Regions from separate parts of the Homo sapiens genome. Here regions 1, 2 and 3 are each linked to region 4. A link is a loop called in an ENCODE intact Hi-C map of the cell type or tissue named here. Cell type or tissue: sigmoid colon. All regions are shown on one strand. Region 1 holds the start of LOC124904462 (a long non-coding RNA gene). Region 2 has its middle 72 kb from the start of FAM20B. Region 3 holds the start of ANGPTL1 (angiopoietin like 1). Region 4 has its middle 23 kb from the start of FAM20B.

What was found. Hi-C counts contacts between places; a loop is a spot of excess contacts. Peaks named below come from ENCODE experiments on the same cell type or tissue, not always from the same donor. Only the 100,000 strongest peaks of a DNase experiment are listed, where the experiment ranks them.
Region 1: it touches region 4 in a loop (11-fold over the local background); 57 of 110 quality-filtered maps call a loop at or near these places.
Region 2: it touches region 4 in a loop (2.2-fold over the local background); 4 of 110 quality-filtered maps call a loop at or near these places.
Region 3: it touches region 4 in a loop (3-fold over the local background); 8 of 110 quality-filtered maps call a loop at or near these places.

The regions. Positions count from the first base shown.
Region 1 is chr1:178,808,051-178,816,050 of GRCh38, reverse strand. It overlaps RALGPS2 (Ral GEF with PH domain and SH3 binding motif 2), which reads right to left. Exons shown (of 20, transcript NM_152663.5): 5 at 7,923-8,000; 6 at 4,647-4,736. It overlaps LOC124904462 (a long non-coding RNA gene), which reads left to right and starts at 6,268. Exons shown (of 3, transcript XR_007066749.1): 1 at 6,268-6,346. In sigmoid colon, a CTCF peak has its summit at 3,209 (motif pointing left); no DNase peak of the experiment used is centred here.
Region 2 is chr1:178,949,439-178,957,438 of GRCh38, reverse strand. No RefSeq gene overlaps it. Among named protein-coding and RNA genes, the nearest start is that of FAM20B, 72 kb to the left of the region's middle. In sigmoid colon, no CTCF peak of the experiment used is centred here; DNase peaks (open chromatin) are centred at 3,588 and 4,188.
Region 3 is chr1:178,867,532-178,875,531 of GRCh38, reverse strand. The region is part of intron 8 of RALGPS2 (Ral GEF with PH domain and SH3 binding motif 2); the gene reads right to left. It overlaps ANGPTL1 (angiopoietin like 1), which reads left to right and starts at 4,455. Exons shown (of 6, transcript NM_004673.4): 1 at 4,455-4,791; 2 at 6,309-6,418. In sigmoid colon, no CTCF peak of the experiment used is centred here; no DNase peak of the experiment used is centred here; H3K4me3 peaks cover 4,234 bases; H3K27ac peaks cover 770 bases.
Region 4 is chr1:178,998,479-179,006,478 of GRCh38, reverse strand. No RefSeq gene overlaps it. Among named protein-coding and RNA genes, the nearest start is that of FAM20B, 23 kb to the left of the region's middle. RefSeq lists a silencer at 3,444-3,543. In sigmoid colon, CTCF peaks have their summits at 3,591 (motif pointing right) and 6,102; DNase peaks (open chromatin) are centred at 3,598 and 6,058; H3K4me3 peaks cover 435 bases; H3K27ac peaks cover 891 bases.

The sequences.
Region 1 (8,000 bases), 190 kb after region 4:
TCCACAAAAATGTTCATAACAGTTTTATTCATAAAAGCCAAAGTAAAAACAATATGTGCATTAATAAGCAAATGATGAAGAAATTGTGGAATATCCATACACTGGAAATCTACTTAGCAATAAAAGAATTATCAATAACATGCAATGTGGATGAATCTCAACAACATGGTGAGCAAGAGTAGTCAACCACAAGTAATAGCTTTCTGTAGGATCCCACTTACATAAATTCCCAGAACAGCCTTCATCTATATTGTAGCAGTGGGGTGTGTTGGCAGGGCAATATGGAGGAAATGTTGTTTGGGAAAATGCTTGAAGGAACTTTGTTGCAACATGAAGGGCTTTATGAGAAATGGGCCCTTACCAGACACTGAATCTGCTGACACCTTGATATTGGACTTAATCCTCACAGTTCTCTAGAATGTTCACTGTTTATAAATGTTTGTTTTTACAAGCCACCTAGTTAACGGTATTTTTGTTATAGCAGCCAGAACAGACCAAGACAGAAATTAAGGATCAGTAAATCTGACTACTAAAATTAAGAACATGTAAATCAGAAAATACGAAAAAAGTGGTAAGACAAGCTACAAATAGCAAGATACATGCAAAGCTTATGAGAACTAGCATCTAGAGTTATATAAAGAACTCCTACAAAAATCAATAGAAGACTGCCAGGCGCGGTGGCTCACACCTGTAATCCCAGAACTTTGGGAGGCCGAGATGGGAGGATCACCTGAGGTCAGGAGTTCAAGACCAGCCTGACCAACATGGCAAAACCCTGTCCTACTAAAAAAAAAATACAAAAATTAACTGGGCATGGTGGTGTGAGCCTGTAATCCCAGCTACTTGGGAGGCTGAGGCAGGAGAATCACATGAACCCAGGAGGTGGAGGGTGCAGTGAACCAAGATTGCACCACTGCACTACAGCCTGGGCAACAGAGTGAGAATCCATCAAAATAAATAAATAAATAAAAACAAACAAACAAAAAAACCAAAACACACACAATAAAAGACCAATACCAAAACAGAAAACTGCTGAAAGATCTTAAACAGACCTTTCAAGAGAGAAAACCTAAATGGCCAACATAGAAAAGATGTTCACTCCTATCAGATTCAATGAAAAGCAATTAAAACTAAAATGAGATAAATTTCACATCCACCAGAATTGGCAACAATGAAAAATTTTGACAATATCAGATGGTGACATGGATGTGGAGCAACAGGCATCTTCATACATTGCTAGTGAGCATATATAAATATAAATCAGTTTGGAGGTTATCTATAACAAAGCTAAAGAGACGAGGGGACAGGTACAGTAGCTCACACTTGTAATCCCAGCACTTTGGGAGGCCAACATGGGAGGATCACTTGAGCACAGGAGTTCAAGACCAGCCTGGGCAACATAATGAGACCTTGTCTTTACAAAACAAAACAAAACAAAAAAACAGAAATTAGCCACAGGTGGTGGCATATGCCTGTAATCCTAACTATTCGGGAGGCTGAGGTAGGAAGATTGCCTGGGCCCAGAAGGTCAAGGATGCAGTGAGTTGGGATCACACCACTGGCCTTCAGCCTGGGTGACAGAACAACAAGATCCTGTCTAAAAAAAGAGAGAGAGAGAGAGACTCAGTAATTTCACTGCTAGTACGAACTCTGTATTTCTAGGGCTTCAACCGTCACATAAGCACCAAGAGACTCATACAAGAATGCTTATGGCAGCAGGGCTCATAATAGCCAAGAATTTGGAAATAATCCAAAGTACATTGAATAATTTGTGATATATACAAATAGGATACTCTACAACAGAGCTACTCCCAAAACCATTAAGTAACACTGCTGAGTTATGAAAGTACAAAAGTAAATATGGAATAATTCAATTTAAACAAAATCCAAAAGCATATATTTGCAGCAACATATGATTCAGAAACATACACACTGTAAAAGAAAAAATTCAAGGCAGTAGTTCCCATTGCAGTAGAAGGGAAGGAGGTGGCATATGAAGAGGCATATGAAAATTCCCAGTGGTCAGTGGGTGCATGGGTATCCACATTATCATTCTTTTGATACTTTAAATATTCTTATATTCTTTTGTATCTATGTGATGGTAAGTTTGATGTGTCAACTTGTCTAGACTATTAGTATCAGTTATTTAATCGAACCCTAATCTAGGTGTTGTCATGAAGATATTTTGTAGATGCGGTTAACATCTACAAATCAAGAGATTCCACTTGATAATGTGTGTGGGCCTCATTTGATCAGTTGAAAGGCTTTAACATTGAAAATTGGTGTTTCCTGGAAAAGAAATTCTGCTTCAAGACTAGTGCCTAAACTCCTGAGTTTCCAGCCTGTTGGCCTACCCTACAGATTTCATACTTGCCAGTCCCTTCAATTGTATAAGCCAATTCCTAAAATCTATTTATACATTTTATATTTAGATCTCTTTATACATGTTTATACAGAATGCTACGGTTCTATCTCTCTGGAGAATGCTGACTGATAACAATACTCAAGTAAGAGACCTGCCAGTTTTATAACAAACAGTATAGAAGGCAGAGAGTCAGAATAGAAGGGTTTAAGGGACAATGAGAAAAAAACAATTATGAGTTTAGAGCTTGGGATGAAGGCAAGTGCTGTCAAAAATAATTCAAAGTCTGAACTGAAGTTAAATGATTGTTTGATGAAGACAGTGGTAGGTTTGAGCAAAATTTGGTGGTTTTGAGTGGAACATACAAGTAAATTTAAAAACTAACAAAAATATCAGAAAATAATAATGCAGAATCCATGAAGAATCATTAATTTTTATTAGTTAAAAACCAGTATTGGCCGGGTGCAGTGGCTCACGCCTATAATCCCAGCACTTTGGGAGGCCGAGGTGGGAGATCACTTGAGGTCAGGTGTTCAAGACCAGCCTGGCCCAACATGGTGAAACCCCATCTCTACTAAAAATACAAAAATTAGCCGGGTGTGGTGGCATGCACCTGTAGTCCCAGATACTTGGGAAGCTGAGATGTGAGAATCACTTGAACTCGGGAGGCAGAGTTTGCAGTGAGCCGAGATCGCACCACTGCACTCCAGCCTGGGCCACAGAGCGCAACACCACCTCCAAAAAAAAAAAAAAAAAAAAAGTATTTACCTAACATATCATCACAAAGAATTTCTAAAAATATTTTGACACTTTTGCAAAATATCAAATTTGTAGAAGGCTAGCTCTGCCACCTAGTGCCATAGAATGTTAGAATACAATTGCTCCCATGTTCTTAAGGAAAATAGGAAAGAGTTATGACTTTTAATAACTGTAAACATGATATCCTCATTTTATTCTGCCTTCTTTCATTCACATGTGAGGAAAGTTACGTATTTATTACAAGAGTAATGAATGAACGTGGCTACAATTACCATACTTCTTAGTGAACTTAACATTAAAGGAAACCAAAAATATATTACCCTAAAATATACTTCTTTGACATATTTTGAGATAGCTATTCAGAGGGCCTACGGACAGATATAGCCCTGAAAAGCTGCCCTTTGTGGAGGAGATTCACATCTGTAAAGAAAATCTACAATGGTGAAATGAACAGCTAGGCTTCCTCTGAGCATCCTCTCCCTTGTCCAGATCTAGGAAAGATTAACTCAACCATAGGCGACCCCAACTATTCTTTCTGAGGGTAGCTCTGAGATTATCTGAGATACTTCCTTGAGATATCTGTCTTTGCTTAACATGTTCTTCTCCCTTCGCTCTCCCATAACCTGTAATGCCACCTCCCCTAGAGCTCAGAGAAACTTGGTCTCAGGACTTCGTTCTCTGGGCTCATTCATTTTACCTGAAAATCACTTACTCTTATGTACCCCCTCCCCCAAAACTCCCCTCTCCCCAGTGAAGAAGATATTTAAGCATCAACCATTTGGCCCTGCTTTGAGTTTATACTTTGTATGACTCCTATGCACATGTAATAAATCTGCTATGCTTTTCTCTCATTAACTTGTCTTTTGTTACATCGCTGCCGGCCTTGACCCTTCATGATGGAGAGGGAAGGGCTCACTCCCCCTTTCTGCCCCTCCAACCAAATTCAGAGTTGTTACAAGTTTTAATAAAATCTTGGTATCCTTTGTAGAACATCCTGTCTCACCCTTCTAATTTCCAACTACCTTTGAAATCCATTCTCCATTTCTCTTGCTGTATTTATTATCTATGTCACACAATAACTGTTCAGTTAACAATGTGGTAATATCACATATACCATTCTCTTAAAAATAAAGTCTTATTCTTCACATGGTTCACTTCAGAAGTGAAGTAGTATTCTCCTACTTAATTCTTTATGGCTTTCTTCATCACCTGCAGAATAGTCCAATATTTTATAAATATCATACTTTACCATAATCCAACCTTTGTCTACTTATTCAGTAAAACAGATCACATAATTCAGCTACTCAGAGAGTGGGAGGAAGAATATAAAAGAAAAGGTAGGAAAACAGGAAGAATAAAGGAAAAGGCAGAGAAAGTAGGCATCCAATTTTAAAAATTGACTTATATCAATGAGTCTTATTTTTCCAGTATCAATAAACAGTGAATAAAGCATCACGAATATTTATTCACTTACAAACATTTATGAATGGTTGAACTCAAAAATAAAAACACAAGTTTTTCTTACCTTAGCAGTTTTAATATAGTGGCTCAAAACTTCTGCTCTAATTTTTAATGTTTGAGCATGAAGAATCTCTCTAACAACCCAAAAGCTTACCTGTAAATAAAAATTTTAAATAAATATCACTATGATTTTTAATTTGTAAGTTTTTTTGCTGTATTTTAAAAAATTTTGGCAGAATTAGGTAAGCTCTAAAATTAAACATTGTTAAAGGTGCTACTTATAGCAGGTTTTTCTGTGGCTGTGTAATTCTACATGACTGTTTATTTAGATTGAGTAGAATCATAAGTGAAGATTCCCAAGTAGGGTTTTCTTGGTGTAAATAAAATATCAAAAGAAAAAAATATATATCTAAGTTAACATTCTAAGATTAAAACTGCATTTCAAAAATTTTGTAATGCTTTCAAATAAAACCATCTTGATTTAAAAAATAATTAAAACTAATTTATTAGAAGGCAGATTAGATATATAATATGATAATGCTCTACTCTGAATAGTTTGCTTATTATATGATACAATATGTCCATGTAATACACTTTAATTCATGTACTATGAAAAAAAGTCAAAGCACTGTAAGTTGGTTCACTTATACAAATCTAAATACAGAATATAGTTCAAAATTATTGTGCAACAAATAATGCCACTGCCTCATATTTCTTCACATTTTTAATGAGAAATATTTCAGATTTTACTTGCAATTTTCATCTGTAAAGAAATGTCATTATGTATGTATTTTACATATATTTTACAAATATATATGTAAATATAAAGTATACATATTTTACAAAGTCACCTTAATACTTGTTACTATACTTGGGCTACTAAAAGTAATAATCCTCCCCAGTTCTAACAAGGTTTACTCCTAAAAAAAAAAAAAAAATCAAGTTATGCTATGGAAATCTTAACAATAACCTTAGCAAATATCAACTACGAATTCAAATCTAAAGTGCATGTTCACCAACTTAATTAAATTTAACATCAGGCAAATTTTAATACAAATATTATGGTGATTTGTTTTGTTTTGGAGACAGAGTCTTGTTCTGTTGCCCAGGCTGGAGTGTAGTGGGGTGATCTCGGCTAACTGCAACCTCTGCCTCCCAGGCTCAAGTGATTCTCCTGACTCAGCCTCCTAAGTAGCTGAGACCACAGGTGTAAGCTGCCATGCCCAGCTAATTTTTGTATTTTTTTAAATTGAGACAGGGTTTCACCACGTTGCCCAAGCTGGTCTCAAACTCCCGAGCTCAGGTGATCCACCAGCCTCTGCCTCCCAAAGTGCTGGGATTACAGGCATGAGCCACTACACCTGGCCAACGTGACTTTTTTTTTTTTTAAGACAAGGTCTTAGTATGTTGCCCAAGCTGGTCTTGAACTCTTGGGCTCAAGTGATCCTCCTGTCTCAGCCGCCCAGCAGCTGGAACTACAGGCACTTGCCACTGCACCTGGCTTAGACAAATGCTGTGGTGATTTTAAGCATACATTCTTTGTCACTCTCTATCAAAAGTTAGGACGTATATCACTTCTTACTGAATCTGGGCAGGCTTGTGACTGCTTTGATGAAGAAAGTGTTAGTGAAAGTGACACTGACTTCCAGGACGAGGTCATAAAAGACCATGCAGCCCCTGCCTCGATTGCTGGAACATTCTCTTGGAGAGCCCTAAGCTACTATGTAATAAATCCAGCCACCCCGAGACCCCAATACTGGAAGGGTAAGTGTACGTGCTCCCCAAATGACAGTCCATTAAAGCCAACTACATTTAAGAACACTGACCCAGAATAACCAACACCAAGACATGGTTTCATAAAATTACTGGACTCACAAGAAAAAGTATTTTTGCTATCAACCCCTAGAATTGCTGGGTTACATATAACAAACTGTTTTTTTTTAATGTATTTCTGAATTGGAAGAAAAATAAAGGATTTCCTCTAGAGATCAAAAACAAATAAGGAAATAAAAGCAAAGCAGTGGTTACAAGAGTGGGTACTGTAACTGCCCTTGGAGGATTTCCTATCTCGGTGACATTAGGGGCTTGGGACTTAATGCTCCTTCAAAGACATAATACAAGGCCTCACACCTCTCCGCTCCTCCATTTCTATCTAATGCTACTCAAAGGTCTACAATCTCAGTGAAAAGGCAGACTAAAACAATTCACTTATTTTTCAACTCCCTTGAAAAAGGGAGACAACATACAAGTGCATCTATAATAATGTAAGCTCTGGGTGGTCAAGGAGAAAAAAGAAAAACTCTTTCATAAGAATTTGTAGACTGAGAAGAGTGACTCATGCTTACAATCACAGTGCCTTGGGAGGCTGAGGCAGGAGGATCGCTTGAGGCCAGGAGTTCGAGACCAGCTTGGGCAACATAGTGAGACCTCATCTCCACAAAACATTCTTTTTAAATTAGTCTGGCGTGGTGGTGCATGCCTGTAGTCCTGGCTACCTGAGAGGCTGAGTCAGGAGGACTGGTTGCAGTGAGCTATGACTGCAGCACTGTACTCCAGCTTGGGTGACAGAGACCCTGTCTCTAAAAAAAGAAAAAATTAATTTAATTTTAAAAGAAGAATTTGTTAACTACAGGCTGCCTTTAACTGGATTTGGTATTTAAATTTTTACTACAGAGAAGTACAAAGATGCCCCAAGCAAAACAATAAACATAAAAAACAGTCCCAGGTCTGCGACAACCCTACGTATGAGCAAAAGCAAACAAAAAGCCTCTTAGAATAATGTATTCCCTCAATTGAGGCAGCAGCAAAATTCTCATGAATAAAGCTTAAACAGACACGAGCTTTCAAGCCAAAGATACAAAATTCACTATATATCTTTGAAAAAACCACTTTAAGAATGAGCAGAAATAGAGTAGTAGTACCCCAAGAAGTTCCAATAATAACACAGAAACTATGTTGAAAATTAATAAATTTTAAAAATAAAATAAAAATAAGAAAAGAGCATGACTGGTGTAAAAGCATAGAGATTTGAAACAGATAAAACACATCTGAAGAGAATCAGTGAACTGAAATGTAGATCTGAGGAAATCACTCAGAATGGAGGACAAAAACAGAGAGAAAATATGTAAGGTTAAGAGACAAGCAGGAAAGAATGTCAAGTTCCAATAAATTTTCAATAGGAGTTACAGAGAAAAAAAGAGATCATGCACAGAGACAATACTTGAGAGATACTGGCTGAAAATATTCCAGAACTGATGTAAAAAGTTAAATTATTTCTTAAGGAAAAAGTATATATTGAGGAACTGAATTTCAGACACAGTATCAAAATTTATAAACTCACATGATTGAATCTTCTTGTGAAGGCAACTGCATTTGGTGCAGAACTATATTTTTCTTTTTTATTCCATCCACAACTTGA
Region 2 (8,000 bases), 49 kb after region 4:
GGCGTGATCTTAGCTCACTGCAACCTCTGCCTCCGGGGTTCAAGCAATTCTCCCGCCCCAGCCTCTGGAGTAGCTGGGATTACAGGTGCCTGCCACCACGTCCAGCTAATTTTTGTATTTTTAGTAGAGACGGGGTTTTACCATGTTGGCCAGGCTGGTCTCGAACTCCTGACCTCAGGTGATCCACCCACCTCAGCCTCCCAAAGTGCTGGGATTACAGGCATGAGCCCCCGCGCCTGGGCTCTAGTGTCTTTTGTCCTGATTCATAGCACTTTTTTCTGTCCTTCCTACCACGTGGTTCAGTGGGAGCATCGTGGACTTGGAACAGGCTGCCTGGGTTTCCTGCCACCTCCACCAAAAATAAGTGTGAAAGCCAACATGTACTGAGTACTTGCCAGGTGCAGGCACTGTACTTTCAGATCCATGACCTCTCTTCATACACAGGAGAATTAATACTCAGGTAGAGATCATTAAATGCCCATTTCACAGACGAGAAAACTAATATTAATAGTTTGCTCCAGGTTACCTGGGTAGTAAGTGATAGAGCTGGGATCTCAGCTGAGGATGCAAAGTCCATGCTTTCTCCCCTAAAGCACCCCGACCCCCAGCATGGGTCCTACCCAGACAAAATCCTCCTTGTCTTTTTTTGTTGTTGTTTGTTTGTTTTGAGACAGTCTCGGTCTGTCGCCCAGGCTGGAGTGGAGTGGTGTGACCTCAGCTTACTGCAACCTCCGCGTCCCAGGTTCAAGTGATTCTTCTGCCTCAGCCTCCCAAGTAGCTGGGATTACAGGCACCTGCCACCATGCCTGGCTAATTTTTTGTATTTTTAGTAGAGATGGGATTTCACCATGTTGGCCAGGCTGGTCTCAAACTCCTGACCTCAGGTGATCTGCCTGCCTTGGCCTCCCAAAGTGTTGGGATAACAGGCGTGAGCCACCACCGCTAGCATTTTTTTTTTTTTTTAAAGGCAGAGTCTCGTTATGTCACTCAGGCTGGAGTGCAATGGTGCCATCTTGGCTCACTGCAACCTCTGCCTCCCGGATTCCAGCGATTCTTGTGCCTCAGCCTCCTGAGTAGCTGGGACCACAGGCACACACAACCACATCTGACTAATTTTTGTATTTTTAGTCGAGACAGCATTTCGCCATGTTGGCTAGGCTGGTCTTGAACTTCTGGCCTTGAGTGATCCTCCTGCCTTGGCCTCCCAAAGAGCTGGGATTACAGGCAGGAGCCACCATGTCTGGCCCCTCCTTGTCTTTTGAGACCTCAGTGACTCGCTTCCTGCCCTTTTAACCCACACTGTAGCTTGGACTGACCCTGGTCTCTCTGTGTGTCCCATGGAATGGGGCAACTGAGGATTGGGTACCATCTCTAATTTACCTCTTGACTGCTGGGCACCTGGCCCATAGGAGGAGCCCAGAAAACTGTGGTGCCTTCTATGGCCACCTGGGCCCCCGGTGCCCGAATTCTCCGCCCTGTGAGGGCACATGCCAGGTGCTGAGGCAGCAGAGACCTTGCTCCACTCTGCCCTGTCCCAGACCTCATCTCCTAGAGTTTCCTCTTAAATTTAAGAGGTCTCCTTCCCAGGAGGCTTCTTTCAGATCCAAATATACAACCAGGGGAAGGTAACTCCAAGCCATGATCATCTTGACATGAACTTACTTGGAATAGGACAGAGGACTGGCATTTTTATTTTTATATGACATTTTTATTATTAACATAACTTTGCAGTAACATTAAGGGAATTTAAAAGCATGCCAATGCATAACCCCTTCTACTCCTCTTACACAATTGTTTTCATTTATCTGTGCCCCTTTCTAACTTTAGTCAGAGAAATACACATTTTTTTACTTATTTCTAATCACAGTGTTTATAAACAATCTTATGTTCTGCTTATTTTACTTAGAACCAGCTTATAAATGTGTTTTGAGACATTTGTCTTCATGTTGATGCATTCTTACATCTGTAGAGTCTTCTATAACATTTTTTATGCTGTAGTTAAATTGTTCCTCAATAGTTGAAGATCGAGGCTCATTTTATAAATAATTTTGTGATGAATATCTTTGTACACACATTTTTCTTTTTGGGGGGAATTATTTCTTCAGGTATGTTTTGGAGGGGCAGGGAGGCCAGCACTGGTGAGGAGACCCATGAGATTGGAAGGGGTGTGTGGGGAGGAATGGAAGGTCGAGGAAGGGAAGGAAGAGAAATATTTGCTCACACAGCAGCTTCCCATCCACCAGCTGACAGGCAGTTACACGTACCAGACATCACTAGGAACTTCTGTGCCGTCTCTGGCTCTGAAAACCTTTGCCCTCTTCCCTGCCTACATTTATACAATTTGGCCATGAGAAAAGACCTCACCTGTGAACCCTACTTATTTAGAGCACAAGGCTGCGGAGCAGTGCATGCATCTATTTGTGCTTGAAGAAGAGAACAGAGGCTGGGTGCAGTGGCTCACACCTATAATCCCAGCGGTCGGGATGCCAAGGTGGGTGGATCGTTTGACTCCACGAGTTTGAGACCAGCCGGGGCAATATGGCGAAACCCCATCTCTACGTAAAATAAAAAATTAGCCAAGCGTGGTGGTGCACACCTGTAGTCCCAGCTACTGGGGAGGCTGAGGTGGGAGGCTAGCTTGAGCCCAGGAGGTTGAGGCTGGAGTGAGCTGAGATTGCACTACCGCACGTCAGTCTGGAGAACGGAAGGAAGCATGAGCTGGTCTTGTTTTCCTTATGAAGGTTGGGCTGAGGATGGAATGTAATACATGCAGAAATGCCCGCTTAGACCTATTGAGGAAGTACCGTGTGCTGGATGCTAAGTACTTTGTGCAAATGATCTCACTGCATGCTCCCACGCAGCGAGGCGGGTGTCGCACATCCTCTCTAGGCGCTGGTCGGTGGTGATCACAAGGTTTAATCCACATATGTCTGACTTACTTCACTTCCAAGCCCTAGTGAGCAAGGAAGATTTAAGTCATTTCCCAACAACTTCAGGAGGCAGCTGGAACTCTAGCCCACACCCCCACCCAGGCTGGAAGAGAGGCTGTGCTGTCGGTGGCGGCGGGGTGGCAGTGAGGTGGCAGGCAGAAGTGCCTGGGAGACCTGAGGAAGACAGCAGCGAAGTCGGCTCGAGGATGTTCTCTAAATGCCGAAGAGGAATTTCTCATCCTTCCAGTTGGGGCTGTAATTGTTAACGCACACGTTCGCCGCTGCCTGTGTCAGAAGCTGCTGGAAGGCAGGGTGTGGTCACATTCTACCTTGGTCCTGAGCGGTGACCAGGACCCAGTCACTGTGGGCTGGAAGCAATGACGGCCAAGCTCAGCTGTGAGGACAGGTGGGGTCCCAGGAGGTGTAAGGAAATGGGAAGGGCACCCCCAGCAGGGGAGAGAGTATGAGCTCAGGCTGGGAGAGGGGAATGAGCCTGGAGTGTGACGGGGCCAGGAGGAGATGGAACTCTCGAGGTTAGGTCCCTACTGGGGAAAGGTGAGAAAGAAGGCTGGGAACAAGGCCCCTGGGTGAGCTTTTGGCCTTGGGAACGATCCTTCTCTAGGTCTGATTTTCTCTGGCTCAGAGCCGAGAACAGCGATGGGCCCAGACAGCTGATTACATTTGGCACTTTCTTGCAATCAGGAAAGGGGAAAAAATAACCCAACGCTAGATTAGGTAAACAACCAGGATCCAAGTTGCCACGTCCAGACCCTGAGTGAAAACAGGCTGCAGTTCAAACAACACTCCCAGATGAGCACAGTCCTGCGGATGCTCCGAGGGAGGGAGGCGGTGGTGCCTTCTCTGCGGGTGGGGCCCAGATGCTGCCCTGGCCAAGGCGAAGTCTTGGGGGGCAGGTGGTGCTTGGGCCAGACCCGTCCCACAGCACCCCCACAGCACCACCAAAATTGCTGCATGGGAGGTGGGAGAAGATCTTTCCTCTGCAAACCCTCCTCTATTCCTCACCCCTACTGTCCCTCCAGACACTCCAGAACCTACCAGGAAACCCTGGGAGGCAGAGACCATCTTTTGGAATCGCCAGGGCTTGCTCTAGAAGCCTCTGTGGCCTAGATTCTAGGTCCCCAACCTTGTTCTCTAGAGCTGGCAGTGGAGAGACATGGTCAGCCCTCTCTCTGAGTCCCACCTCCTGGGCCGTTTGCTAATTTGGGTTGGAACTCTGGTGTTAAGTAAAAACACCAGGGATTCCTGGCAAGGACTCACACAAAATGAGAATGAGAAGTGCCTCCAAGTCTTCCCAAGCCGTGTAAGCAAACAACCCAAGCTGTTGACGGCCTCTGGAGAATACTCCTTGGCAACAGACAGCTCCAAACCACCTGCCTGAGCTTGGGAGCTTCCTCGGCCTGTGGTTTGTGTTAGACATCCTATCCCATGCATCCAACAGACAGCTGGATATTTCCATCTGAATGGAGACACCTCAAGCTCAAGGTCAAAACCAAGCTGACTCCAGGCCCTTCAGGTGTCTGTGTCTCCCACTGTTCTCTCCCTGGGCTGGCACCTCCTTCCACCTGGAGACTAGGGCCAGGGACATGGGATGCACCTTGATCTCCTCTGTCCAGACACCAAATAATCCCCAGCTCCATGTCCTCCTCTCCACCTCTACTGCTGCCTCCCTGGTTCAAGGCTCTCATTCTGGACGGCCGCAGCCCACTCTTTTTTTTTTTTTTTTTTTTTTTTGAGACGGCGTCTCACTCTGTCACCCAGTCTGGAGTGCAGTGGCACAATCTCGGCTCACTGCAAGCTCCGCCTCCCCGGGTTCCTGCCATTCTCCTGCCTCAGCCTCCCAAGTAGCTGGGACTACAGGCGCATGCCACCACACCTGGCTAACTTTTTGTATTTTTAGTAGGGACGGGGTTTCACCATGTTAGCCAGGATGGTCTCGATCTCCTGTCCTCGTGATCCGCCCGCCTCGGCCTCCCAAAGTGCTGGGATTACAGGTGTGAGCCACCGCGCCTGGCCCTGCAGCCCACTCTTGAGTGACCTTCCTGCTTCTCTGTCCTGACCTCTGTCCTGTCATCCAGCCTTGACCCAGCTACAGGGGCGTCCGTGCAAAATACAAAGTTGATCATGCACCCACCCCCATTCCCATAGAATATATGCTGGAGAAAGCAGTTGAAAACCAAATCCTTGTAGGGCAGCCTTCTTACAAGAGTAAAGTGGTGGCACTGTTTCTGCTAGTCAGAAAATAATCTCTGTCCAGCTTCCTTCCCCTGACAGGAAGGGATGGGGAGAAAAGGTAAAGGCTGAATTTATGGCTTCTTATTTAGGTCTGCATGGAGAAGGTCTTAGTGGCCTCTGAAGGCTCATACTGTGAGAAATGTGGGTGGAACCCACCAGGCACGCTGTGTTAAGTTGGAAAGAGTAGTATGAACACAACCTTACAAGTAAATATGTTTCTGTCTCTGTTGCCACCAAAGCAGCACGCTTACCCCGTTTCCCCACCTTCCCTGCTCCACGCTCACATGCAGCCAGCACTCAGATTGTGATCTTTAATAGCATTCTCCATTAAAAGGAACCAGGATTATTTGGAGGAGAGTTGATTCCATATCTTGAAGCAGGAAACAATCAGAATGGGTCTGGAACATCTTGTTGCCAGGAGGTAAGGATGTTTTCAGGAAGTCAGGTGCAGCACTGCCAGGACAAAGGAGTCAAACCAAGGGCGCTCTGGAGCCACGCCTTGGCATTTGGACATTAATTGGAACAGGCTGAGCTAAAGACAGACTGGATTCATTACAATCCTCAAAAAACTTTAAGTGTACAGAGAAGTGGTTGGAGATTAAAAGGAGGCTGGATCTAATGGGATATGTTCATTCGTATTGACTTTTTTTTTTTTTTGAGACAAAGTCTCGCTCTGCTGCCTAGGCTGGAGTGCAGTGGTGCCGTCTCGGCTCACAGCAACCTCCTCCTCACAGGTTCAAGCGATTCTTCTGCCTCAGCCTCCCGAGTAGCTGAGATTACAGGCATGCACCACCACACCCGGCTAATTTTTGTATTTTTAGTAGAGACGGGGTTTCACCTTGTTTCCCAGGCTGGTCTTGAACTCCTGACCTCAGGTGATCCGCCCACCTTGGCCTCCCAAAGTGCTGGATTACAGGCATGAGCCTCCACACCTGACTGTGTATTGACTTTCATAAGTAGGGCATTTCCTATGAACAGGTCTTTTGTTTTTTCTGTTAATTGCTTATCTGTATATAAAGATAGATCTGTGTTTGTCTCTGCTGTGTAAGCAGGAAAGAAGAAATGCAGGGAACTCTGAGTCAGCAGATTTGTTTGGGGGAAAAGTAGGCACTGTCCTAGGACAGGGTTTCTCAGCCTGGGGGTCACACATGACAACTGGGTAAAGAAGGGTCCCTCATGTGTTCCCAATGGGCCTGGAGAGAAGCACAAACTTCACGGACTCCATGCCTCCTCCCTTAGCTGATGAAACTTCACGATGGCCCCTACAAATTATTATACAACACCAATGAGGACACACACGTTTTTAATAATCTAACAGCCCAGGTCACCAATATATCATGATGACAGGGCAATGGACTGTGTAACGCTGCCAAGTGAGATGTGAACTCATCTCATTCCAGGGGGAAAATTCAATGTTGCAAAACCCAGACACCTTTCCAAAAGGTGTGGACTTTAAAAGTCTTAGTGAAGTAACAAGGTTTAATGATGAAAAGGGAGCTCCCCTTATTTGAATCGTCTTGGACTTTGCAGCCCAGCCTCATATCCTTACCCAGAATCAACTGTTCAACCACCCAGACTCTGCAATCCCAGCAGTTCGAGGTGGTTCTTTTTCTTCTTCTTGTGGTCTGGTAAGATTGTTAAAAACCCTAGGAAGGTAAAAATAGTACTTGGTAAAAATCACTGAAATCCTAGGAAGCTGTCAAAATTGGCACCCCAGGAAGGTGTGGAACTTAGGATAAAAAACAAAGCGAAATCCACTGTATTAACACTTTTATAACAGGCTTTGCTGTAAGGGTATTAAACAGTTCAGAATCATGACTTTTTTTGAGTTTTATATATTTAATATCTTTAAAGTAGTTAAGAGGAGCTGCTCTTTATGAATTTAATTAAATGTTTGGTTGGAGGTGTTTGCTTAAGTTTGCAATCAAGCTAAATATTTGTGAAAATCCAATTTGCTAAATTCATGATTTTTTTTTTTTTTAAAGGGACAGGGTCTCACTCTGTCACCCTGGCTGGAGTGCAGTGGTGTGATCATGGGTCACTACAGCCTCGAGCTCCTGGGCTTAAGTGATCCTGCCACCTCAGTCTCCTGAGTAGCTGGGATCACAGGCTTGTGCCACCACATCTGGCTAATTGTTTTTTTGTTTTTTTTAAGAGATGAAGTCTTGGCTGGGCACGGTGCCTCATGTCTGTAATCCCAGCAATTTGGGAGGCTGAGGCGGGTGTATCACTTGAGGCCAGGAGTTTGAGACCAGCTTGGCCAATGTGACGAAACCCTGTCTCTACTAAAGACACAAAAATTAGCTGGGCATGGTGGTGCATGCCTGTAGTCCCAACTACTCAGAAGGTTGAGGCATGAGAATGCTTGAACCTGGAAGGTGAAGGTTGCAGTGAGCTGAGATTGTGCCACTAAACTCCAGCTTGGGCGACAGAGTGAGACTCTGTCTGAAAAAAATAAATAACTAAAACAAAAAATAAAAAAGAGATGAGGTCTTTTTTATATTGTCCAGGCTGGTCTCAAACTCCTGGGCTCAAGGGATCCCTCCGCCTCGGCCTCCCAAAGTCCTGTACTGGGATTGCAAATGTGAACCACCACACCTGGTCATGATTTTTTTTTTTTTCTTTCCCAAGATGGAGTCTCGCTCTATTGCCCAGGCTGGAGCATGATCTCGGCTCACCGCAACCTCCGCCTCCCAGGTTCAAGTGATTCTTCTGCCTCAGCCTTCTGTGTAGCTGGGACTACAGGCATGCACCACCACGCCCGGTTAGTTTTTGTATTTTTAGTAGAGACGGGGTTCCTCTATGTTGGCCAGGCTG
Region 3 (8,000 bases), 130 kb after region 4:
AAGTGATCCACCCGCCTCAGCCTCCCAAAGTGCTAGGATTACAGGCATGAGCCACTGCACCTGGCCCAATATACATGTTTAAATCTCCCCTACTTATAAAACAAAATCTAAGCAACTCTTCCTTCAAATCTGATCCCACGCCTCAAGATAACATCCTTGTCCTCCCTTCAACAAACACCTTGGAAGAGAAACATACAATAGTACACTTCTTTTATTCTTCGTTCTATTTTTAATGTAATATTTGATACACATGTGTCAGGAAAATTGTGAAAAACTTTGAGATGGGAAAAAAGATTACTGGGTATCCTGTCTCCAGTGCACCCATTTGGTCCTTCTGAGCTATTTTACAACTCTGCACAGCTGTTGAAAACTGGTAATACAAATTATTGTCCATAAACATGCCAAAGAATTATGTCCAGTGGGATCTAATCAGTGATGACCAATTTTGCAACTATTTGTAAATTTACTTCAGCGTTCCTGATTGCATATATGTGTGTTACTTTGAATTCTCCCTTGACACATTTTTGATTCCCTTATAAATTTAATAATTTAAATGAAAATTCTGACACATATTCATTTCATATTTGTGTGAGAATCGTGATTTCACAAAAATTATTGCCGGGAACGGTGGCTCATGCCTGTAATCTCAGCACTTCGGGAGGCTGAGGCGGGCAGACTGCTTAGGAGTTTGAGACCAGTCTGGGCAACATGGTGAGACTCCTGCCCTAAGAAAAAATTATCAACACATGTGACACTTGTTGTTATCAAACAACATAATAAACATTTGTGAAAGACCAGTCAACTTATGACTACAACATCCCTAAGGAGAGCTAAAAGATTCCTCAAGGAAATGGCACGGGGATGTTGGCATATGTACATCAATAACAGCAATAGAAGATATAAAAAAGTAGCACAGAAAAGTTTAAACAGGAGTTTCATAAGAATTCTGTGCAAAAAAATGTCATTCCTTGCTGATGGGATCAGAGAAAGCTTCAAGGAAGAAGTGGGATTTGAGCGGGGTACTAATGTGCCAGTTCTTGCCATTCTTCCATCTTATTAAACTCAGATGACAACTCGCCTGTAGTCACTCGCTATACTGTGCTGTCCAATATAACCACTTGCCACATGTGACTACTGTTTCGTGGGTCTATTCTGAATTGAGGTGTATTTGAATATAAAATAGACAAGATTTTGAAGAGTTAACATGAAAAATTAATGTAAAATATCTATTAACTTTTTTATTGGTTACATGTTAATATTTTAATATGTTGGGGTAAACTACTTTAAAAAAGAACTACGACATCATCAATACTGTTGCATCTATCTGTATGTTCCTTCTCTACTTCATCTCCTTGCTTCCTGTCCAGAAGTAACCATTACCTTGAACTTTAAGATCATTCCCTTATTTTTTCCCCGACATTTGTCTGTATTCCTACTTTTGCCTATTTTTGAGCTTTAAAAATCATATTTTATTGTATGTGTGGATTAAATAATAGTATTTGTAATGTTAGAAAAGTGTCTAGTATGGGAGGCTGAGGCAGGAGAATGGCGAGAACCCAGGAGGCGGAGCTTGTAGTGAGCCGAGATCGTACCACTGCACTCCCGCTTGGGTGACAGAGCAAGACTCCGTCTCAAAAAAAAAGTGTCTAGTACATACCAAGTGATTTATAAGCATTTATTAAATAAAATTTAAAAATATGGTCTTCTGTGGTTGCTTCGTCTATTTTGTTTCTAAGACTTGTCCACGCTGTTAAATGCTGCTGTAATTCCTTATAATGAGAACAAGCTAATGTGTGACAATTGTAACTCATCCATTTTATTTGATAGACTTTTGAGTTACTCCCATCCCACCCCCAACCATGTTGCTATAGACATTCTTATACACATCTCCCAGTACACATGTACAAAATTTCTTCAGGATATACAAACATGCCTAGGAGCAAAACTGCCAAGTGCTAAAGTATATTAATATTCAACTTTACAAGATGGTGTCACATTATTTTTCAAAGCTGTATCAATTCATACTCCCACTCACGGTATATAAGCTTCTGTTGATCCACATTTGTGCTAACAATTGGTATTATCCATCTCAATTTTGCCAATCTTCTGAGTATAAAATGGTATCTCTCTGTGTCTTAATTTTTATTTCCTTGATTAGTAATAAGGTTAAACGTATATATTTCTATGTAATAAATGTTTCTGTTCATTTTTTCTTTTGGGTTGTCTTTTTCTTATGGATTTCTAATTTCTTAATGTATTGTGGACACTAATTTGTCAGTTAAATTTTATCTAGTCACCCTTCAACACACTAAATAATCTGAAATCTGTATGTATCACTTATTTTGGCAATGGCATTAATAACTTTCTCATTCTAAGTCTTAAAACATCTCTCTTGGTCTCCCCTCCCTATGTAATGTCTCTGCAGTATTGTAACCATTCTCGTCTAGTTCTCAGGTTTTCCCTACCTTGAACTTTCGTATCTTCCCCCTAAGCCCCCACCATTCTTCTTTTTCCTCATGTTTCTTGTAAGCTGGTTTCCTGGAAATTGGTATCATGGTCTGTCATTAACCTTCCTTTACATTCTACATGTACTTTCTCTAGTATCTTAGTTCCATAGCTTTAGCTACTACCTAATTGCTGGTGACTTTCAAATCTCTCCATATAACTGAGCTCCTGACTTTCATTTTCAATTTAACATATCTAACCATAATCTGTCCCTAAATACCTGTCATTCCAATTTCCTACCCTGGCTAGTGATATTACTAAGTGCTCAAGTTAGAAAGCTCCAAACTGCTGAAAGTTTAAAAGCTCAGAAAGAATTTATTATCTCTTATTTTTCCCAGATTTAAGCCATTAGTGACTACAACATAATTACTGAATGCTCAAGAAACGATACATAATACAAATCAGAGGCCAGAAGCTGGCAGCACATCTGTCCCAATGTTTTTTAAAATCAGGAAGTATTACAGGAAAAATCTAAATGGCTCTTTTTTCCTGAATAATGGGAAGATCTGGCAACACTGTCTCATAATCCTTCATGGCCACAAGCACAGCTGAGAAGGTGCAGGCAGATCCCTTTAAATTAACCAAAAGGATGCCAACTTGCCATAAACTTCATTTCCCTCCAGTATCTTACTACTGATTTACTTCACTGATTTATATTACCTGCTCCATTCTTCTTGTGAGCATTTGCCTTTCTAGGCCCTTGTGTTTGCAACCTCTGGTATACCTATATATGGCATAGGAATTCAAATAAATGATTCTGTGAAAGAGGTAGAAAATAAGCTCAGACTTTAAATAAAGGATGTGGATCAACAGTGTGGCCTAACAGAAAGAGAAACACAGCACAAGCTACAGCAATAAGGAAGGGAAAGCACAGGTATGTAGAGAAAGCCCAAAAGTTTTATCTAGAAGCAGCTTACAGCAACTAGGTAATCAATGACAGAGAGTGTGGCATAATGCTTTGGCATTAGATTCAAATCCCAGTTCCACTACTTAGTACTTAAGTGCTAAGCTAAGTTACTTAAGCCTAAGTTTGTGTTTCTTCAGCTACTGAGTTATTTAACATTTCTTCAATTAATGAAATACAATAGTATAGTTGTACTCAACACTTATTCATTTCTTCCACCACCTTATTTCATAGCAGAAGAACCTTGCCAGAGGCAGGTAAAGTGATTTGTCTAAGTTCACATAGCTGGCATAGAGTCAGAGCTTCCTTGTTTTTTACTCAGTTCAGGGTTATGTTTGTTTTTAAACCACACCACATCAATTAATAACAAGAATGACCTTTTACAGAGAGGAGAGGTCATTTTGTAGAATAGGAGGATATGACATTATGTAACACCAGAATGTAATATTTAAAAGTCTTAAGCATCTGAAAGAATTTCACTTATGTTTGGTAATTATATATAAAGGCTGTTTTATCTTAAGACACATTACACAGTAAGACATAACATACTACAACAACATCAAGTTTCTTGTAAGTTTAAAACCTTCATTAGCAACTTAGTAAAATGTTTACAAATTCTTCTAGGCTATAAAGAGTATTTATTACATTATTTAGGTGGCTGCCTCCTGACAAAGTCTAGCTCTTGTTCTTTGTTAACAAAAACCAAACTCATCAGCCTGCAACTACTTCTAAGTGAAGTGGAGCACTATTTTTTTTTTCGGTATTCAACTTAAAAGATCTCTGGCCAGCAGACTAAAATGTTTGTTTTATAATTGCCCGCTGAACTATGATAGTTTGTTTCCAGATGGTGCCCTTCCTTCAACCTGCACACAATCTCTCCTTGTTCAAAACTATTCAACCTCCTGCTGATCCCACCCCCCTATTTAAGGCTACAAAGAGGAAATCCTAAGGAGATTCCCGCCCCCAGTCTCCAGCAATTTTTGGTGATGTAATATGTGGGCTGAACTTGAGTCTACTGAGAAAGAGGGAATCACTATTCAGGGGTACTGTATATACAATCTGGGTCAGCTGCAGCTGGTTACTGCATTTCTCCATGTGGCAGACAGAGCAAAGCCACAACGCTTTCTCTGCTGGATTAAAGACGGCCCACAGACCAGAACTTCCACTATACTACTTAAAATTACATAGGTGGCTTGTCAAATTCAATTGATTAGTATTGTAAAAGGAAAAAGAAGTTCCTTCTTACAGCTTGGATTCAACGGTCCAAAACAAAAATGCAGCTGCCATTAAAGTCACAGATGAACAAACTTCTACACTGATTTTTAAAATCAAGAATAAGGGCAGCAAGTTTCTGGATTCACTGAATCAACAGACACAAAAAGGTATTTAATATTTCTTTTATTTAAAAATATTATGTATAGCAAATGCATAACTATTTTATATTTGTAGTAGAAATTTCAGAATCTTTTACTAAACAAAGACCTTTGGAATATACTACAGTTTATCTCATCTGAAAAAGGTTTTATCTTGCAACTTGACATAAAAACATTAAGTACTGTGCAATGGTTAATGCATTATTTGAGGTTCAATTTAATGATGTTTAGTGTATATGATTACAGACTGATACATGCATGCCATGCTGGGTTTCTGAAAACAAGTGCTTTAGTGACAGTAGAAAGAAATTTTAACAAGTAACAGATTAAATGTATAAGGCTTACAGCACAATGATTAAAAACAAAGGAATACAAACTAAATAGTCGTGAACACAATTAGTTTCTCTTCCTGCAGCCACAGTGTGTGTGCTGAAGATATACATAAACTGTTGGATTTCTCAGTGTAGTCATAAAACAAAGCTAAGATACAAAAATAGTTGAAAGTCTTTGCAACAAAATCTCAATTACAGTATAACCAAATATTAAGCAGAAATTCTTGTACAGATTTAAGATTAATCTATGGCATTTCTTGTTCCAACTCAAAATTTTAAATAGCTTTCCAGGCTTACATGTAATAGTAATTTAATTTGGATGACAGAAATTAAACTTGCTACAAATGGAATCACTTGGAAAAGCTAAGTTATTGATATACACACAAAAGCATTATGTAAGTGGTATTAACAATAGAAAATAAGAACCCAGAAGATGTAATTAAATTCATGACTAAAAGGCCAAAAATATGTAATATTTTAGGTAGAAATAATTTTGTTAAGCACACATAAGAGGTTTCCTTCAATATTCTATCTGGGAGCTTTTTTTACATGCATTATAAAAACTATTAAAGATAAAATTACTCGTTACCAATAGTATGCCTTAAACCAAAGACACTTAAGTTTGTTAGATTTGGGGCTCCTTTAGCCTTGTAAAAATTAAAGATATTAATGGTTAAGAATCTTGAACAAGCAAATAATGGTAAAGCTAAAATTTTTTCCAACTTTGCTTTTGTGTCCTTTCCTTAAAGATTTAAAACTGTAAATGCTGGCAGGATTTCTGTTAAACACATATTTTACAAGAAATTCTAACAAAATTTCCAAGCAACAGTGGATCTGAAATACTGTCATCTCTCTTTTTTGTTGTTGCATGCTATGGGAAGTGCAGGACTTCATTAAGCCTCAGTTCTTACTGACGCTGTCTTAAGGCAGGCATTTAATCTGAACCCCAAATTACACAGATAACTATTTATCCTTTTCTTAAATATATCCAGGGGATTAGATTGTTCTCAAGTCTCTTCCCAGAACATATTTCACAATCTAGAAATTCTTTATCTAACATATCCTGAATGCTTCATAAATTTAACTTCATTGCCTCATGCTGTTTTCAGTGCATGACACAGCCAGTTAAATGCCTCTGTGAGTTTACCATCTGAAAGGAGGCAAATCCTGACTTTCGTTTCTTCTCTCTACTAGCTGGCAATATAGCAACTATGAAGAGAAAAGCTACTAATAAAATTAACCCAACGCATAGAAGACTTTTTTTTCTCTTCTAAAAACAACTAAGTAAAGACTTAAATTTAAACGTAAGTATTCTATAACTAATTTATAACATTCTCTTGGGGCCTAGGAAAATTTTAACATATACAGAAAGTTTTATGAGGTAACATAGATTTATGGATCTTTTGCTTCAAAACTGAACATATGTGAGAAAATATTAAATAAGAGAATGTTTTCAGAAAACATAACAGTAAATGTATTTTTAAAACCAGTTCTTTACTCCTGACGTAGCTAGTCTACTACTTAAGAAATGTGGCTCCTTGCCCTGCTTTAAGTGACAGTGAAGCCAATACTTTTGTATTTATTAAAAAAAAATTATATTTATTTAAAAACTAAACTTTTAGTTGCCTCCTTTAAATGCTAATTTAGACCACTTTCTCTTATGGTAAACAGTGATTTATCTTATGATTTAATCTTATAGGAACCACAATGAGCCAAGGCAGAATACACACAAGGAAGCTGTTTTTGTTTTAATTTAGATTAGCATTTTGGTGTTTTTTGTTCTTCAATGACAACACTGATGCAAAGTCCTAACAGCAGTCTTGGATGATGCGCTTTTAGCTGTTTTATAAAAATCTGTGTCTGGTATTAATACAAGCTGTTCAATCAGAATATTGCTCATAAAATTCTATTTGTTTTAGAGTTTTATATTACTTCCTGCATTTTCCTTGTTTTGGTAGTTTATTTCATAGTAAATATTATTTAAGTAAAATAATTTTATGATCTCAGAGTTTCCATTCTAGTATTAAAATGAATGGACTTTAGCAGTGGTAAGTTAAATTAAATATATAGGAAAAATGATATGCATGTGCCCAGGAGGATGATGGCTTTTATTTCTTGTCCCTAGTTTTTAAAATAACCCATATCTAAATTCCACGAATCTGGAGATATAATAAATGTTTTATTGGTTTTTGGTATAGGTAACTCCTACATAGTAAAAGTCTATTTTTAAAAATAAAATAGATGACTGTTTCTAAATTTTCTATATATGTCAGAAAGCAAGGTATGAAAACATAAAAAGCTAAAAAAAATACCCATGTGTGCTTTGGCTATCAGTCAGCAAAAGAAGGCCTCGATAGAAATACAGATTGTTATGTCCTCCCTATCTTTTGTTTTCATTCCCTCTCTTGTTAGTAAAATAATAATAATTCTCCATACTCCATCTATATTTGCCTTATTTTCATTATCTACCCATTTTGAAGACACTATTCAATTGAAAAATACCAAAAAAGGAACATGGTTTTAGAAAGTGAAAGTAGCAGTAGTCTTCATGACGACAGCATAAGAGTTATATTTCATTGACATGACCTTTGTTTTCGGGAGGGGTCCATAATCATAGGTTAGATATATAACTATCAGCTGACAGAATACATACAGAAGGAAAGAAATTGCCGCAGAAGAGTCTGAGATGTAAAAAAATGATCTGGCAGAACGTGGACACAAATTCTACCAAAAATTATCCATAAATACTTTTGCATAATTAAGTAACCGGTCAATGAAAAGGGACATAAACCAGGAAAAGGCAGCGAAAAACAAGAAACATAAACTTAAGACTCCTCTGTGGTTATGACATGACTAGGGTAAAAATCATAGGTCTAGAAAAGTTAG
Region 4 (8,000 bases):
TGGTGAGTGAACACACTATGTCTCCTTTGAGCTTGCTCTTCCCACTTTATTTCTCATGCCTGTCAATGTTTATCCCTATTCATCCCATTGTTCAGGCCAGAAAACCCAGGCCTTTTTCCCTGTCGCCTGCTGCTGGTGGTCACCCAGAGACCTCAGAACATTAAAGCAGTACTGGGTCTGAGCAGATGTGTATGGGCAGTGGAGCCAAGAAGGGCTCATTCTCGAATCCTGGGGTTCCTGGGGTTGCCTCAGACTGTCATTAGACTGACACCCCAGGTCTTACAAAGTCAGCTCTTTAGCCTCCAGCTCTGAGTTACCCCTTTGGTCCCACTGGGGTGGGGCCTAGATATCTCACCATCTCGCCCACTGCCCTGTTCTCTCCCCTTTCTTTTGGGGTATCCCTGCACAAAACAAACAACACCCCACCCCCCGCAAAACCCACTTCTGCCTCATTCATTTGGCCAATATACACAGGCTTCCATTCATATAATCTCATGCAAGTAACTACTTTGGAGAAGTAGTCTCCAGCGTTGCAGGCAAAGCTGAAGCTTAGACAGTGAACCAATATTTGGTGATTGAATGAATGACTCTCTGTTTTCAACACCTTTGGATCACATACCCATTCACCCTTCTTCCTTATACATGGCAGAGTTCCAGTGTCTACATTTGCTTTCTTCTTAACGATTTAAATGGATTCTCTCATGTGACACAGAATCTTCCTTGGGACACAGTGACCTTTACAGAGGATTCCAGGAGCAGATGCAGCACAGCTCTACATAAGGTGGAACAATATGCGTTGTTTCATTTCGACATACATTTTCAATGATTTGCTTCTTTTCTGCCAACTAACATAACCTGGCAGGATTTTCATTCAATCATTCAACAAAAATATGTTGAGAATTTACTCTGTGCCAACCACTGTGCTAGGGGCTGGTGTAGAAAAATGAACAAAACACAGTACAATCTCAGCCCTTGAAAAACTATACACTCATGAGGCAGTACGATACGTGCTGTAGGGTGGGGGCAGACAGGACAGTCGCCTAAGGGGGTACATGGGAGAGGCACTTATCTCAGGCTTCATTTTTTTAAGCTTTTTATTCTGGCTAGGTATGGTGGCTCACACCTGTAATCCCAGTACTTTGAGAGGCCAAGGTGGGAGGACTGCCTGAGCCCAGGAGCTCATGAGCAACTTGGGCAACACAGCAAGACCCTATGTCTATTAAAAATTTTTTTAAAGCTTTTTATTTTGAAAACTTCCAAACAAACACAAATATTGAGAGGATAGTACAATGAGCTCTCACATATTCATCACCCAGCTTCAACAACAATCAAAATGATCGACATTTTGCCATTTTTGTTTCATGTACCTGTTCCCATATTTTTTCTTGAGTATTTTAAGACAAATCCCACCTATCATTATCATTTCATCCATTTCTTTTTCCTTTTTTTTTTCTGAGAGGGTCTCACTGTGTCACCCAGTCTGTAGTACAGTGGAGCAATCACAGCTCACTGTAGCCTTGATCTCCCCAGCTCTGGTGATCCTCTCACCTCAGCCTCCAGAGTAGCCGGGACTACAGGCACGCACCACTACACCCAGCTAATTTTTGTATTTTTTGTAGAGACAGGGTCTCACTATGTTGCCCAAGCTGGTCTCAAACTCCTGGTCTCAAGTGATCCTTGGCCTCCCAAGGTGCTGGGATTACAGGTGTGAACCACTGTGCCTGGCCCGTTTCACCCATTTCTTTCTTTCTTTCTTTCTTTTTTTTTTTTTTTTGAGACAGAGTGTCGCCCTGTCACTCAGGCTGGAGTACAGTGATGCGATCTCTGCTCACTGCAACCTCTGCCTCTCAAGTTTAAGCGATTCTTGTGCCTTAGCCTCCCAAGTAGTTGGGATTACAGGTGTGCATCACCATGCCTGGCTAATTTTTGTATTTTTAGTAGAGATGGGGTTTTGCCATGTTGCCCAGGCTGGATTCAAACTCCTGACCTCAGCTGATTTGCCTGCCTTGGCCTCCCAAAGTGCTGGGATTATTTGCATCTCTAACAGATAAGACATGACCTAATCATTCTCAAAGGGGTTAAGAGTACTTCCGGGAGGCAGCAGCACCTAAGCTGAGGCCTGGAGAGGAAGTAGCCTTACCACCCGGGTGAAAGATACAGGAGGGGGCCTTGGGGAGGAAGGAGAAAAGTTTCAGATCAAAGGAAGTTTGGTGGCGGTCAAAGGTGAGGGGAACATGGTGTGTTTAGCACCTCTTTACTCACCTGTGGTCTGTGGACCTGGAAGATTCATACTACCTGGGAGCTTCTTAGAGCTTCAGAACCTGGACCCCCAAACCAGGCTTGGTGAATTGGAATCTGTATTTTATCAAAATCCCCTGGTGATTTGTTTACAAATCAAGGTCCTCCACATCTGAGAGGCTGGCTGTTTAGGGAACTGCCTATAATCTCAGCATTTTGGGAGGCCAAGGCATGGAACCAAGGCTGAAGTTCCATGTCACAGGAGGGAAGAATGGCGAGTGATGTGGCGAGAGCAAGGGGTGAGGTTAGGGAGGTCTGTGAAGCCAAGACACACATACCATTTTTATCCTGAGACCAGAGAAGAGTTGCTCAGTTTTGAGCAGTGGGATGCAATTTGCCTTGAGGCGATGGCTCTGCTACAGCGGGGAGAGTGGATTGAGCTGGGGGAGAAGGAAACAAGTTAGGTTTTAGTTCCTTTAGAAGCTGCAGGTTGCACTTTGGAGCCCAGCGGCCATGGTGTATTTTTATCATGTTCAAACCCCAGCTTGGCTTTTCACACACTGAGTGGCTGTGACTTAAGACACAGCTATTTAACTTTTCTGAGCCTCTCCTTCCTCATTTGTCCTAGGCATGGCACCTTCTTTTTATGAGACCTCAATCACAGCGTCAACAAAAAAACGAATGTCCAGAATGGAATCTGATTTTGATGTGTTAGGAATTCAGATGGAATCAGAAATGCTACAACTGGCTGGCTCTATACCGACTCCTAGCCCAGATGGCAGAACTCAGGCCCCTTTCCTTCTACACAGCTGTGTGGTCAGAGAAAGAGCCCAGAACTGGGGCTTAGGAATCCAGCTTCTAGAAAATTCAGCTCAGTGCTCCACCTAACCTGAAATCTCCGCAGAAAAGCAGCTCCACTCTCCAGCCCTCCATGCACATTCCATACCTGCCTGCCTGCCTGCCCCTGCTTAGGCTGTCTCCTGCACCTGAAGTGCACGTGTGCATGCGCGTGTTTACTCCACATTATGTTTGGGACACTGTGCTCAGTGCTTTGGGTGAGTGAGAAACACTCTCTTCTTACCCCATCAAAATCCATCCTACCCTTTGAGCTCATTTCCTACACGCCTTACCCATCTGAACTCAAATGGCCTGTGAAGTCATACCCCAGAGTTGAGAGCACCTGGTGGGGACATTTCGCCAGGGGAGAACGAGTCAGCAGGCCCTGATAGGGCCAGGTCCTCTCCCCAGGGTCTTGTGAAGTGAGCAGGGACAGAGCAAGGTCGGTCAGGGAGGGCCTGCAGGGGTCGTTTGGCCAAAGGACCGTGCCGGGGCCTTTCCTCTCTCCCCGTGCTGCACCTCCAAACATGACCACACGGGGTCAGTGTCCTTTCATGCTTGAGTTGGTGACCCCAGGGCTCTCTCTGCAGGGTCTTTCTGCCGAGTTGTAGCTAATTGTACAAAAACTTCCCCGAGGCTGGGAGCAAAGTAATCTTTTACGCCAGAATGACCCAAGGTCAGGGTGAAGAAGAAGAGCAGCAGATTGTTTTCACAGTCATGTTGTTTCACTGAGAGGGGCCCCTGGAGCCCTGCATGGATGCCCTACACAGGCCGGCTCAGAGCTCTCTGGCTCATTAGTAAGCACTCATTCGGGCAGACGGCTGGGGAGGCGGGAAGGCCAGCCACAACAGGGAAGACGTCTGAATTCCGCACACTTAAATCCCTCTGGAACATTCAGGGGTCCCAATCCACAGCAGACTATTCCTGCTGGTCCTGTTTTTTGTTTTTGTTTTTGTTTTTGTTTTGGAGATGGGGTATTGCTCTGTCACCCAGGCTGGAGTGCAGTGGGATGATCACAGCTCACTGCAGCCTCGGCTTCCCAGGCTCAAGCAGGCCTCAGCCTCCCGAGTAGCTGGGACTGTAGGCATGCGCCACCATGCCTGGGTTTTTAAAAATTATTTTTTGAGATAGGGTCTTGCTCTGTCGCCCAGGCTGAAGTGCAGTGGCACCTTCTTGGCTCACTGCAAACTCCGCCTCCCAGGTTCAAGCGATTCTCTTGCCTCAGCCTCTCGGGTATCTGGGATTACAGGCATGTGCCACCACGTCCTGCTAATTTTTGTATTTTTAGTAGATATGGGGCTTCACCATGGTGGCCAGACTGGTCACAAACTCCTGACCTCAAGTGATCCTCCCACCTCGGCCTCCCAAAGTGCTGGGATCACAGGAGTGAGCCACCGCGCCTGGCCCCATGCCTGGCTTTTAAAAAGTTTTTCTAGAGGCGAGGTTTCCCTATGTTGCCCAGGCTGGTCTTGAACTCCTGGGCTCAAGCAATTCTCCTGCCTTGGCCTCCCAAAATGCTGAGATTATAGGCATAAGCCACTGTGTCTGGCCACCAGTCCTGTTTTTAAAGTCTACAGCAGACTCAGCCTCAAGTACTGCTGCTGGTGGTTGAGACCTCAGCCCAGGCCACAAGGGCCAGGGGCTCACCCTTCACAGGAGGGTGGTGGGTACTGACACAATGGCCAACCACCCTGCCAGGCAGGACTTTGCTGGGGGAAAAGTCCCCAGAGGTCTAATCCAGCAAATGCATGTCTCACTGGCTCACCCACCCTCCTGCTCCCCAGAGAAGCAAAGAGTTCCTCAGCCTTATGTTGTTGATGGCTCTCAGGGCCTGAGATGAGGGCTGGGATGCGGACTTTGGAGAATGGGCTAGGGACCCTAGAGGCTGCTGAGGGCCAAGAATGGCTGTTGGTATAAATCCCTGGGCCCCACACCACAGTCCAGGCACAGATCAAGTTTTGTGAAGTCTGAAGCTTATATAATTTGGAGATCTCTTCAAGAAAAATAACACAAAATAAAAAAATACAAAGTTGAATATAAAAGTAAATATTTAGAATGAGAAAATAGATGACATCAAGTTATAAATTTTTAAAGGCTGACAAATACCACAAACATCACAAAATCCAGAAAATTCACGTTTTTATTAACTGATACACTTCTATAATATTTTTCCATGTGCTTCTGTCTGCCTACTCTTTGATGACCGCTTCAAATGCCAACAATTTTGTAGTGCCATTTTCTATAGAAATAATAGAAAGATAATTTAGTGTTTTTTCCAGCATAGTTGATCAAAAATTTCTGTAATATTGCTATAGGTTTATGGTTAACTCAAGAATTTCATACATTCTATTTTTTCAATCCCAACAAATAAATAAATGTACAGTGCGTTTATAATTGTATTCGCAGCAGTATTAAGAATAGTCACGACAGGTCAGGCATGGTGGCTCACACCTGTAATCCCAGCACTTTGGGAGGCCGAGGCGGGTGGATCACCTGAGGTCAGGAGTTCAAGACCAGCCTGACCAACATGGAAAAACCCCGTCTCTACTAAAAATACAAAAAATTATCCAGGCGTGGTAGTGCATGCCTGTAATCCCAGCTACTCAGGAGGCTGAGGCAGGAGAATCGCTTGAACCCAGGAGGCAGAGGTTGCATTGAGCTGAGATTGCACCGTTGCACTCCAGCCTGGGCAACAACAGCGAAACTCCATCTCAGAAAAAAAAAAAAAGGAAGAAAGAAAGAAAGAAAAAAAGGCCGGGCACGGTGGCTCACGCCTGTAATCCCAGCATTTTGGGAGGCCAAGGAGGGCAGATCACGAGGTCAAGAGATCAAGACCATCCTGGCCAACATGGTGAAACTCCGTCTCTACTAAAAATACAAAAATTAGCTGGGCATGGTGGCGGGCGCTTGTAGTCCTAGCTACTCAGGAGGCTGAGGCAGTATAACTGCTTGAACTCAAGAGGCAGAGGTTGCAGTGAGCCGAGATTGCATCACTGCACTCCAGCCTGGCAGCAGAGGGAGACTCCATCTCAAAAAAGAAAAAAAAAAATAGTCACAGCAAGGGGGAATATCCTGGAAGAAGAAAATGTTGACTAGACATCAGTGAAAAGCGAACCCTGCCTTTTACATTTACCATAGCTGAAAGAATTTTCTACAAACTAGCTTCTGACTCCATATGTTTTCAACATTCTTTCTGTTCCACTTCCCACCTACTTCCGGTGCCAGGTATTGAAAGTCACATTTATATTTGGATAGGACCTTTGGTATTAAGTCAATACAGTAGACAATGGAGATGCCCCTAGAAGCCATTCCTTGACTGAGGGAGGGGCTGCTAGAAACTATACTTGAAAGTGACTGCAAATCACATAAGTGAACATACTCTCAACTCAATTTCTCCTTAGATAGAGATTAAAAATGCCCACAGCCACTCCAAATACCACCCAACAAGAAAGGAAGTGTGACTGAGGGATGTCAGGGAGGGAAAAGACTGTAGTCTTAATTCTTAATTTTTTTTTTTTTTTTTTTGAGACGAGTCTTGCTCTGTCATCCAGGCTTGAGTACAGTGGCTTGATCTCAGCTCATTGCAACCTCTGCCTTCCATGTTCAAGCAATTCTCCTGCCTCAGCCTCCCAAGTAGCTGGGATTACAGGTGCCCACCACCACCCCCAGCTAATTTTTGTAGTTTTAGTAGAGACAGCGTTTCACCATGTTGGCCAGGCTGGTCTCGAACTCCTGACCTCAGGTGATCCGCCCGCCTCGGCCTCCCAAAGTGCTGGGATTACTTACAGGTGTGAGCCACCATGCCCAGCCTGTAGTCTTAATTTTTTATTTTTATTTTTTTAGAGACGGAAGGCTCACTAGGTTGTCCAGGCTGATCTTGAACTCGTGGCCTCAGGTGATCCCCCAGCCTTAGCCTTCTGAGTAGGTGGCACTACAGGCAAGTGCTACCACACATGGCTGTAGTCTTGATTGTTGTTAATATATCTCACTTTTCCAAATTTTGCAAATTTTAAACCAATTTCTAGGGGCCTCACCCAGGAACTTGGAAGGGTCCTTGCAAGCGAGGGGTGCTGAGGCTGAAGCTTCATTAGTTTCATGCTAAATCCGCCCCCGCCTGGGACCCATCACTCTTCCCTCCCTTTTTCCCTTCCCCCTTCCTGCAGAAATTGCCTGCTTTCTTTGATCTCTGCTTCCCAACTCTTGTTGCTTCTGGTGGAGGAATTTCTTCCCTTTCCAGACAGAAGGCAGAACAGGTCTCAGTCCGAAGCCTCTCTGGGGCTCTACCCTCCCTTCCAGTAAACATACGGTCTGTCTAAGCTTTCTGCTGATTTGACAGCTAGGACAGCAGAAAGGGAATAGAATGGATTCTTCTAATGTGCCTTTACCTTCTTCTTTCTACTTGGGTGCCACAGAGTGACAAAGTCACACATAGATGTAAATGATGCACTGTTAACTGTGACCAAAGGGCTGATGTGAGTCCTAATATTTCAGAGGAAAACAGATCTGAGATGTCCTGGGAAATAATAAAGGGTTACATCACATCGTGCCTGGGCTGTGGGTGTGTGAGGGCCAGGGCTCTTCTAACAGGCAGCAACCAGGGCCTAACCCATTGCTTTCACTACCCCCATGCACGTTCTCATTTATGATATTATTTCGTTTAACAAGATTCTTCCTTTAGCAATCAGGCAAAGATCATGGCCTAGTGTTTTCATGCAGGGATTTCTTCTGGGCATTTTTTTTTGGGAAATCATATATTTTTTTCAAATCCCAAAACCTGAGAAAAATGAATTTGATAAAACAGGCAAAAGTATGATAGTTCTATGAGCACTGAAGCTTAATCAACATAGGGAAATTTCCGATTTGAAGGACTCCATTGACTTCAAGTCAAAATTTGGAGCAGGAAAATGCTGACAACTCCAAATTGA